Regions from separate parts of the Homo sapiens genome. Here region 1 is linked to region 2. A link is a loop called in an ENCODE intact Hi-C map of the cell type or tissue named here. Cell type or tissue: endothelial cell of umbilical vein. All regions are shown on one strand.

Region 1 (5,000 bases), 77 kb before region 2:
CAATTCTAGGCTCCTTTCCTCTTCAAGCTTCTAAAGATGGGTTCTAACTTTAGAAATCTACTTTAATTCAACCAAACTGGGCATTGTTGTAAGTGCTCTGGGAATTTGAGAGATAAATGAGCTAAAGTCTCTAAGACTCCTAAATTTCCTTTGTAAGAATAAAGGAAAGAGACCATTTTAACTGGGGGAAATAGGGAAGTCATCAGTAAGTCCAGTTAATGTGAGTAGCATATTCAGGGCTGTTTTCAGTACACTGTATGAAAATAACTTTTTGCAGGGCTGAATTCTACAAGCAAGCTCCATAAGTTTGGGGAACTATAGCAGAGAAGAATATCCTAATGAGGAAGCTTTATTTATTTATTTGCTCTAATTATTCTTAGTGCCTGTCCAATGCTTAGCCTGGAGAGGAGAATCAATGTGTTATGTGCATTTCTTAAAAAATATATATTGAATAGGTAAATAAGAAACTATTTTAAAAAATCAATAGTGCTATCAATGTATTTAGTTACCCATTTAAAAACTATGTATTGAATGTAACTCTATATATAATCCTTGTCCACATGGAATTTCTAATTTAATGAGAGGGACATACATTAAACAACTAATCACACAATTAATTTATTACTCCAATGGCAGTTATTTCCCTTGACCCTAGGATCACTTCTCTCTGTCTCCCATCTGCTTTCAGGTCATCCAGTTGACCACTGTTCTTTGAGCTGAGGGTTCCTTCCTGCTCCACTGTGAGCCACGGGCCACATCATACCTGGCTGCTGTTGACCCAAGATACCCTGTAAAATTCTGCTTCCTCTTCAAGAGCCCATAGGGAGGATGGAGGAGTGTGAGGCAAGCCTTGTCTCCATCTGCAGCCCCATCTTTTACTCTCTCCATAACCTCACCACACAAAAAACGTCAAACTATGTGTTAAACATGACTTTTTCAAAGCTCCAGGGGAGATTTCCCATAAAGTGAAACCCTCTATAAGGGAGTAACTCTGTTCTTAACCACATCCTCCCTTCCTTTCACTCTGAGAGTACCATCTTTAAGTCTCCATCCACCTTTTGAAAAAGATGCTTTTGTAAATACTACATTTAAAAAACAGCAGTAGTCACACACACACACTGCATACAAAACATACGTTATTTTTATTGGTGGTTGCTTAATGGGGGAGGGCAGTAGAGATCAGAGGGCAGTTCAGCCACCACCCCTGCCCCAGGCCACCTCCAGAGCTAGTCTTAATCACTTCCACTGGGGTGGGCGTGGGGGGATCCACAGAGGAACATTAGAGATGGCAGGAATCTCCCGACAGTGGTCCTGCTCCTAATATGCTACCCCCAAACAGGAAGCGGGCTAGAAGAGTTTCTAATGACTCTACTGTAGGTAATTCCAGATGAGTCCCAATCCCAGGGCAGGAGCCACGCACTCCTCGGGTATATGCCGTGCGGTGTTGTTTGGGGAGGCAGAAAGGGGCAGGCAGCTTGCTCCTGACTCCCACGTGGAGGGGCGCAGGGAGGCCTTCCCAGAGACTCCAAACCCAGGGGTACAGTCGGTTCTTCGGTGCCTTCTTGGCTTCTCTGCTGCTTGAGACTTCAGGAGCCCCCAAGACTTGGTCACCGAGGTGCCACAGGCGCCGGCCTTGACCGCACTCTCCCGCGGGCCCCGGGGCTGCTTTCCCCGGCTTTACCTTTGTTTTCCTAGTCTGTTCCTCCCTGAGCTTGTTTGTGTAAGAAACCCTCTCTCCCTGCTTCCTGTGTCTCTGTCATTTCCTCCCATTGCCATTCTACACTGTGGCACTGAGGGCCATTGTTTTTCTTTCTAACCACAATTCCAGACCCTGGGAATGGCAAGTAGGTGCGCGAGGACGCTGAGGCAGGCGGGGCTGCGGGCTGGGGCCGAGCTCCGAGCCCGGGAATACTGGTGGGCTGCTGTTTGCCGGGCCGCTCGGGAAGGAAGAAACTCAGTAACAGGAGACAGCGTCTTGCCAGTTAATCCTCAGGCACTATCTAAATGAAGGCATGTTCCCAGAAGTGAAGATGGGAGATGTCTGAAAGTCCTGATAACCATCTTCTTCAAAGGAAGCTGTGACGGTCCCATTTGGTTTCTGAATTTTTAACATATCCTTATTACTTTTAAACGAACCGAAAAATAAACTAAACCTAATTTATAGGGGAGCTTAACAGAGATACGAAGCCAGGTGCTGGACACATGGATACCTAATTAGAAATGAATTTCCTTGCGCTTCTGTTCAGTGCTTCTGCGTTATCCGTTTTGATCAGCCTCACTATTCGTCCAGCCTGCGCTGTAGTGTAAGATAAACTACTTTATGTTTTCTTGGCAGCGTTTAAATCAGACAGGTTCTCACAGGAGCTCAGATTTTGGGTTGTTTCCCTGAGCACAGGGAGAAGGAACTGAAAAAGTAGCTGGCCTGGGGAAGGAAGAATGTAATGCCTTCTTATTTACCATTGAAATGCCAAAGCCTGGTTTATGTGTTGATTTCCAAATATAAACAGGAGGAACACTGTGGTCGATATCCCATTGAAGGACTAAACCAGTAACACGTGCGTTTTGCTTTGTAACCCAGGACTTTTTTTTCTTTCTTTCTTTTTAGTGCAACTCTAACAAAGTAAACTGAGCAAGATTTACAGACAACTTCGGCGTGGTTTCATACGAGATGTATTGAAGCACATTTATTTTGTTGACTGTTACCTAGCAGAAGACGGTTGTTCTATTTTGGTAGCATTTGTTCCATAAAACTCTCAAGGTTTTTGCCAGCTCCTTTCATTACACCTTTCCTGCCAGTTATGACACTAAGGGTCACTCATCAAAGAGATTTTGTTTATTTCAAGTTTTAATGGACAATGTGGTTACCAGGAACGTGTAAATTTCCAGGTTTCTGTTAAAGCAGTAGAAAGTTATAAAGCACATAATGGAAAAGAAACATATCAAATTCCTTTATTTCAAATAAAGTTGTGATTTTCATTAAAGGATTTAAGAGTGCCCTGTGCCACCCCCATACCACAAAGCTACTGATCTTGGAACATGATTTAAATATTGATCAGTCACCATTTACAATTTTAAAAAATAATGTACCCTACTACTTTGTATTAGGAGCAAACTTAAGATTACAAAATCCTTTTCAGGGAATCCCCCAAAAAATTAGATTCATAAAAATCATTTTAGAGAAGACATTCTATTAAAAATAGTGGAGAATTATTTTTAATGGAGAGAGATTTCCTTTTCAAAAGATGGTATTTTTTAAAGAGACTTTTATTGCTGGAATTACATTATTGCTCTTTTCTTGAGTTACAAATGAACTCTAGAGCATGCTGCAATATATAAGGATGAAACGAAATGATTTCTGAGTTCTACTTCAAAATAAAGAGAGGTGAGTTGGCAGAGGTTTATATGAAAGAACACAGGTGAGGCATTAATAGTGTGTGGGGGTGATGGGTGCGGGAGGGTTCATTATAGCATTCTGGCTACTTCTGAACATTTCAATTATTCAATAATAACAATTTATGAAATGAAAAAGAACAGTGGAAGACATAAATAAACATGTTTTTTTAAAACAGAGAATTAAGTATCATTACTTCTGCATTTAGTAACACTTTATTGCCATGCTCTTCTGGTGCTATCTTCTTGCAGAGGCCAGAAGTGTTGGAACTCTTGGAAATACAAAAATCTGAGCAGATATATCACTTTTCAGATATCCAATGGAAGAAATGCAAATCACCTAACTGCATGCAAATCACCTAACTGCATGCAAACAGCTTGAATTTATTAAAGCAGTCAATAGCCCAGTCTAAACAATTTCCAATTAGGACTCTCAAATCACTGCTTCTTACACCTGGGTGGCCTCTTAAAGGCATTCCTTAGAAGTCTATGGTGACAATGTTTGGGGAACCAGTTACTTTCTTCATTTTACATATTTCTACGTAGAAGATTTGGAAGAACTCTGAGAAACAACAATATTGGTGAATAAATCTCTTAGAAACATGTTTTTCCACCTCTGGCTCTACAACAAACAAGTATCACACAAACTTAGCTAAGAGTGTTCCAGAATTTGCTTCATCAAGAGGAAGCTGTTTTATGAAACAGTAAACTTCCTCCGCATGTGAAAGAGGAAAGGACATTTTACTCACAGAGACCACCATTCTTGATCCATGCAAGATCAAGACTTTTCTAAGATGACCTCTCGGACTCTTGTCGGTGTTCTTTCTCTGTGCTCCTGCAGACTGAGTCTCATGAATCAAGATTTTTCCATTTCTGGATGACCAATCAGGTAGCGCAACATCTTCCTCTTAGGATATTTCATTTTCCTGTTTATCTGTTTTACCCAATTACATTTATACAGACATATGCCAAGAAAATGTTCAATAATGAATTGTTGACATGATTTTCTTATTTTCAAACTTCCCTGTGATGAGATCCTCAAAACATCCATTGCCAGCAAATACACTGCAGAGGAAAATAAATTAGGATCGTCCTGCCCCATAGACAGTTAACCAATTTCATTAGGTGGTCCAAATGAGGAACAGATAAAATGGCCCATTTTGTTTTAATCATTCATGGTATTTAGAGTTTACCCTCCTAGAGGAGATTGAAGAACCAACTTTTGGCATTGCATGGGGAAATACCTCACTTTGGCATGTGCAATATTTATCTATCAGGCCATTATGGATACTGGCTGTCCTCTAAACTGAGCTAAAATAGAAAAGAATCCTGCCTCTGTGTGTTAAATAAAGACCACAAGTTACAACAGCCAGCCTCAAAGTATTCCATGGGCCTCTCCCCAGACACTCATTCTACTTTTCTGGAATCTTAATCCTATTCTGCACCTTTTGATCAGGCCAAGCCCCAGACCATGGGTGACTTATCAAAAGGGCTGGAATTTGCACCGTGCCCCATACCCCCATCTCACTGGCCACTTGTAGGCTGGATTATGGGACTAACACTTCAACACTCCCAAGTGGAGGCCTGTGAGTGGTTCATGGTCTCCATCA
Region 2 (5,000 bases):
TGGGAGTTCACTCATGATTTGTCTGTTCTTGGTGTATAAGAATGTTTGTGATTTTTGCACATTGATTTTGTATCCTGAGACTTTGCTGCACGAAACAATATAAACAGCACAAGTCCTCCTTTAAGAAACTTACCATTTCATACCCCATCATCTCAGCCCAAAATCTCCTTAAACTGATAAGCAACTTCAGCAAAGTCTCAGGATACAAAGTCAATGTGCAAAAATCACAAGCATTCTTATACACCAAGAACAGACAAATCATGAGTGAACTCCCATTCACAATTGCTTCAAAGAGAATAAAATACCTAAGAATCCAACTGACAAAGGATGTGAAGGACCTCTTCAAGAACTACAAACCACTGCTCAACTAAATAAAAGAGGACACAAACAAATGGAAAAACATTCCATGCTCATGGATAGGAAGAATCAATATCGTGAAAATGGCCATACTGCCCAATGTAATTTATAGATTCAATGCCATCCCCATCAAGCTACCAATGACCTTCTTCACAGAATTGGAAGAAGCTACTTTAAAGTTCATATGGAACCAAAAAAGAGCCCGCATTGCCAGGACAATCCTAAGCCAAAAGAACAAAGCTGGAGGCATCATGCTACCTGACTTCAAACTATACTACAAGGCTGCAGTAACCAAAACAGCATGGTATTGGTACCAAAACAGAGATATAGACCAATGGAGCAGAACACAGCCCTGAGAAATAATACCACATATCTACAACCATCTGATCTTTGACAAATATGACAAGAACAAGCAATGGGGAAAGGATTCCCTATTTAATAAATGGTGCTGGGAAAACTGGCTAGCCATATGGAGAAAGCTGAAACTGGATCCCTTCCTTACACTTTATACAAAAATTAATTCAAGATGGATTAAAGACTTAAATGTTAGACCTAAAACCATAAAAACCCTAGAAGAAAACCTAGGCAATACCATTCAGGACATAGGCATGGGCAAGGACTTCATGTCTAAAACACCAAAGGCAATGGCAACGAAAGCCAAAATTAACAAATGGGATCTAATTAAACTAAAGAATTTCTGCACAGCAAAAGAAACTACCATCAGAGTGAACAGGCAACCTACAGAATGGGAGAAAATTTTTGCAATCTACTCATCTGACAAAGGGCTAATATCCAGAATCTACAAAGAACTCAAACAAATTTACAAGAAAAAAACAAACAACCCCATCAACAAGTGGGTGAAGGATATGAACAGACACTTCTCAAAAGAAGACATTTATGCAGCCAAAAGACACATGAAAAAATGCTCATCATCACTGGCCATCAGAGAAATGCAAATCAAAACCACAATGAGATACCATCTCACACCAGTTAGAATGGCAAACATTAAAAAGTCAGGAAACAACAGGTGCTGGAGAGGATGTGGAGAAATAGGAACACTTTTACACTGTTGGTGGGACTGTAAACTGCTTCAACCATTGTGGAAGACAGTGTGGCGATTCCTCAAGGATCTCAAACTAGAAATACCATTTGACCCAGCCATCCCATTACTGGGTATATACCCAAAGGATTATAAATCATGCTGCTATAAAGACACATGCACACGTATGTTTATTGCAACACTATTCACAATAGCAAAGACTTGGAACCAACCCAAATGTCCAACAATGATAGACTGGATTAAGAAAATGTGGCACATATACACCATGGAATACTATGCAACCATAAAAAAAGATGAGTTCATGTCCTTTGTAGGGACATGGATGAAGCTGGAAACCATCATTCTCAGCAAACTGTCACAGGGACAAAAAACAAACACCGCATGTTCTCACTCATAGGTGGGAACTGAGCAATGAGAACACTTGGACAGAGGAAGGGGAACATCACACACTGGGGCCTGTCGTGGGGTGGGGGTATTGGGGAGGGATAGCATTAGGAGATATACCTAATGTAAATGACGAGTTAATGGGTGCAGCACACCAACATGGCACGTGTATACATATGTAACAAACCTGCACGTTGTGCACATGTACCCTAGAACTTAAAGTATAATAAAAAATAAATAAATAAAAATAACAGTCAGCTCAATTACTTTATAATATAGACCAAAGGAACATCCAGATTCTTCAATTACACTGGAATGTCATGTGTCCTCCTTTTTTTTTAAATAAAGAAACCATAAATTGCATGTTGGAAGTCTCCTTTTTCTTTCTTTTTTTGGGGTAACATGTTTTTTCATTGTAATGTTTATTGAAACAGGACTTGGGTTTTCCCTGTAGCTTTTAAAGTAAAACTTGCCATTCCCCACCCAATTTTCCCACATACCTGCAAAAGTTTACAAAAGATACTATCCAAAAGTTCCAAAGAAGGTTAGGAAGAGTTTCATATGGATAATTGAGACTGAACAACTAAACCCACTGAGGGTTAATGCAGACAGACTTTTGCAGCTTTAATAGTTAAAACAACTGGACCCTCACCTCTTTACATCTGTCGCCACTTTATGTAGGAGAAACTGAGAGAGCCTAACCAACCTCAGCGTTGGGAAGAACTGTCCTGGAATGCATGCCCGTAGTTCGCTAAGCTGCACCACAGGCAGCTTTTGACTTTTTGCCCTATTAGTTAGTTCTGCCCAGATTTCCCAAAGAAGGGCAAGACTGCATGCTTCCCTACTGCCCTGGTGCTCCCAGAATCACAAAGAAACTTGCGGGGCAGTTGCTGTGAGGTCTGGGATTCCCACCAGCACTGAAGCGGTTAACTTTTAGGAAGACCTAGAGAAAGAAAAACAGACTAAGAACTGCCTTGTGCTGGGAGGAGGGTTAGAAATTGAGGCCGTTGCTGTTGTTTTCATTGTGTGCGCTCTAATCAGGGAGAGTAAGAACAATAATGCATGTAATGCTGATTTTGGAACGTGTCCATGCAGCTTTTCCCAGGCTAGACAGCCTTGGGAACCACTGATAGAGTGGCACACCAGGGGCACAGCCTCAATCACCAAGCACAGGGCAGGGCAGCCTTTTCTGTGGATAAAATATGTGAGAGATGACAAGAATCTTCCCAGCATGGGAAGTGGCAGTAACAAAAATATATATATACAATGGAGTGAAACTGAAGGCTTTGCATCTCGCAGCCCAGCCACGGGGACATGATATTTGAAAGATAGGATATTTCTCCTTTTACCCACCCCCATTTTCCTTTTTTGTTTGTTTGTTTCCCTTCTTGTATTCAACTTGCCCTCCCTTTCTTCCCCACTCCCATCCCCCAGATTCCCTCTGCCACACTTTGAAGCCCAGATGAAAGCCGTGTGTTGTGGCTGCTGGCACCAAGCAAGAGCAAAAGTGTGCTTTAGTTTAAGATGCTGTACTTTTCGCTCAAGGAAAAGGGGGAAAAATCAGCTTGAAACAATACATTGCATTTTGCTGGACAGCAGGCTTGTATGTATCTAGGATTCAAACGTGGTCCTAATTTTTTCAGAGCTTTTGTCTCCAAGGACAAGGCAATAGCTAAAATGTGGCATCCTTTTTCAAAGCAAATACATATAACTGCAAGGGTTTTGCAGTGGTATTGTTTAATAAAATAAACAAGAGACAAGAATCAGGCACATGAGCTTTTTGGTGTTGACACAACAGCAGATCGTAGCTATTTCAAGTGTTGTTGAAACAGCTCCCTTACTTTTAAATAGCACAATCTAGCTATGCTGTACTAAATGATTTTTGAAGGAATGACTTCTGTACATTTACTTAGTTATTTGGTTACCACATTTAGCAAATAAAAATTTAGGATACTCAGTTAAATCTGAGTTTCAACTAAACAATGATACAATTTTAGTATATCTCATGCAATGTTTAGGATAAACTTATACTAAAAATTTGTTGTTGTTTATCTGACACATATTTAACTAGGCATCCTGTATTTTATGACAGTTTTTAAATCAGCTCAGTTTTTAAAAATAATTTACATTAAAACATTTTTTAAGAGCCTAAGGTTATAACATGAATTTATTTGAGACTCATAAAATTTGAACATAGGGATAATCAACACATCATCCTCACAACAACAGAGACTGCCTGTAATAAAGTCCTTTTCTTGTCCCTGTCAACTCATCCCCTAAACATACACAAATTATATAGCCGTTCACGTTACACACACACACCCCACAGAGTGGTTTTTGACTGTTTGTATTTTTTCCATCAAAGAAAGGATTGGCTAATAGATCACTATTGAAAATCAACTCATACCATGGAAAGTGCATATAGCTGCCAGTTGGCCATTACTTGAAACCACAGCTGCTTTGTCAAATAGCAATAGCTCATGAGCTCTGATGCATAATAATTTTGGTTAAAATTGTACCCATTTTATCTACTTAATACCCTGAAACCTGGCTTTGTTTTTTTAAAATTTACTTATAGACATGTGATCAGCCCAAAGGAACCGCTAGGGAAGCTCAGCTTACTTTGTTCTGGATGCTTTCTCTGTAAACCTCTGGCCTTCACTCTTGTTCGTATGATCCTGTGTTCACTTGAACTTGGACCAAGATGAAGGCCTGAGACTTTCGTCCCTCATAGCTGTTATTCCTGAACATGACCTGTGAGAGTTGTGAGTTTCCAATTCATGGTGATTGAAAAGGGAGCTAAAATAAAGTCTAAGAATGTGAGGAGGATAGTGCTGGAGGAAAAGATTTAGAGTTGTTTTGAAATCTCAATGCATGTGAAATTCAGGTAGTGCTTACATAAGTGGTAAAGTTGCATTTAACCTGTATCTGGAAGATGGGTAGGTGTCATTGGAGAGTCATGTCTTTTTGGACAACCATTTTTCCTCTACCACTACTAAATTTCTGATTAAGCAACAGATTTCTTTGTTGGAAAAGCAGTTGCTATTAATCAGTTTGTCAGTGTAAGCTCACTTCTGCTTCCTCTTAAATCAACACCAGAAGAAGAATTAACAGAAAATTTATTTTGCTTGAATATACTTCCGAGGAAAACTAACACGGTTTCAACTTGAGTATCAAACCTAGATAGACTTATATGAAC

Evidence for each region. A loop is a pair of places that touch in the nucleus more often than their neighbours do. Peaks named below come from ENCODE experiments on the same cell type or tissue, not always from the same donor. Only the 100,000 strongest peaks of a DNase experiment are listed, where the experiment ranks them.
Region 1: a loop joins it to region 2, with 4 times the contacts of the local background. A loop is called at or near these places in 1 of 110 quality-filtered maps.

The regions. Positions count from the first base shown.
Region 1 is chr6:125,532,340-125,537,339 of GRCh38, forward strand. No RefSeq gene overlaps it. Among named protein-coding and RNA genes, the nearest start is that of LINC02523, 140 kb to the right of the region's middle. RefSeq lists an enhancer at 1,172-1,780. In endothelial cell of umbilical vein, no CTCF peak of the experiment used is centred here; no DNase peak of the experiment used is centred here; H3K27ac peaks cover 727 bases; H3K27me3 peaks cover 1,645 bases.
Region 2 is chr6:125,609,071-125,614,070 of GRCh38, forward strand. All of the region lies in intron 4 of HEY2-AS1 (HEY2 antisense RNA 1), which reads right to left. Among named protein-coding and RNA genes, the nearest start is that of LINC02523, 63 kb to the right of the region's middle. In endothelial cell of umbilical vein, no CTCF peak of the experiment used is centred here; a DNase peak (open chromatin) is centred at 2,891; H3K27ac peaks cover 1,060 bases; H3K27me3 peaks cover 188 bases.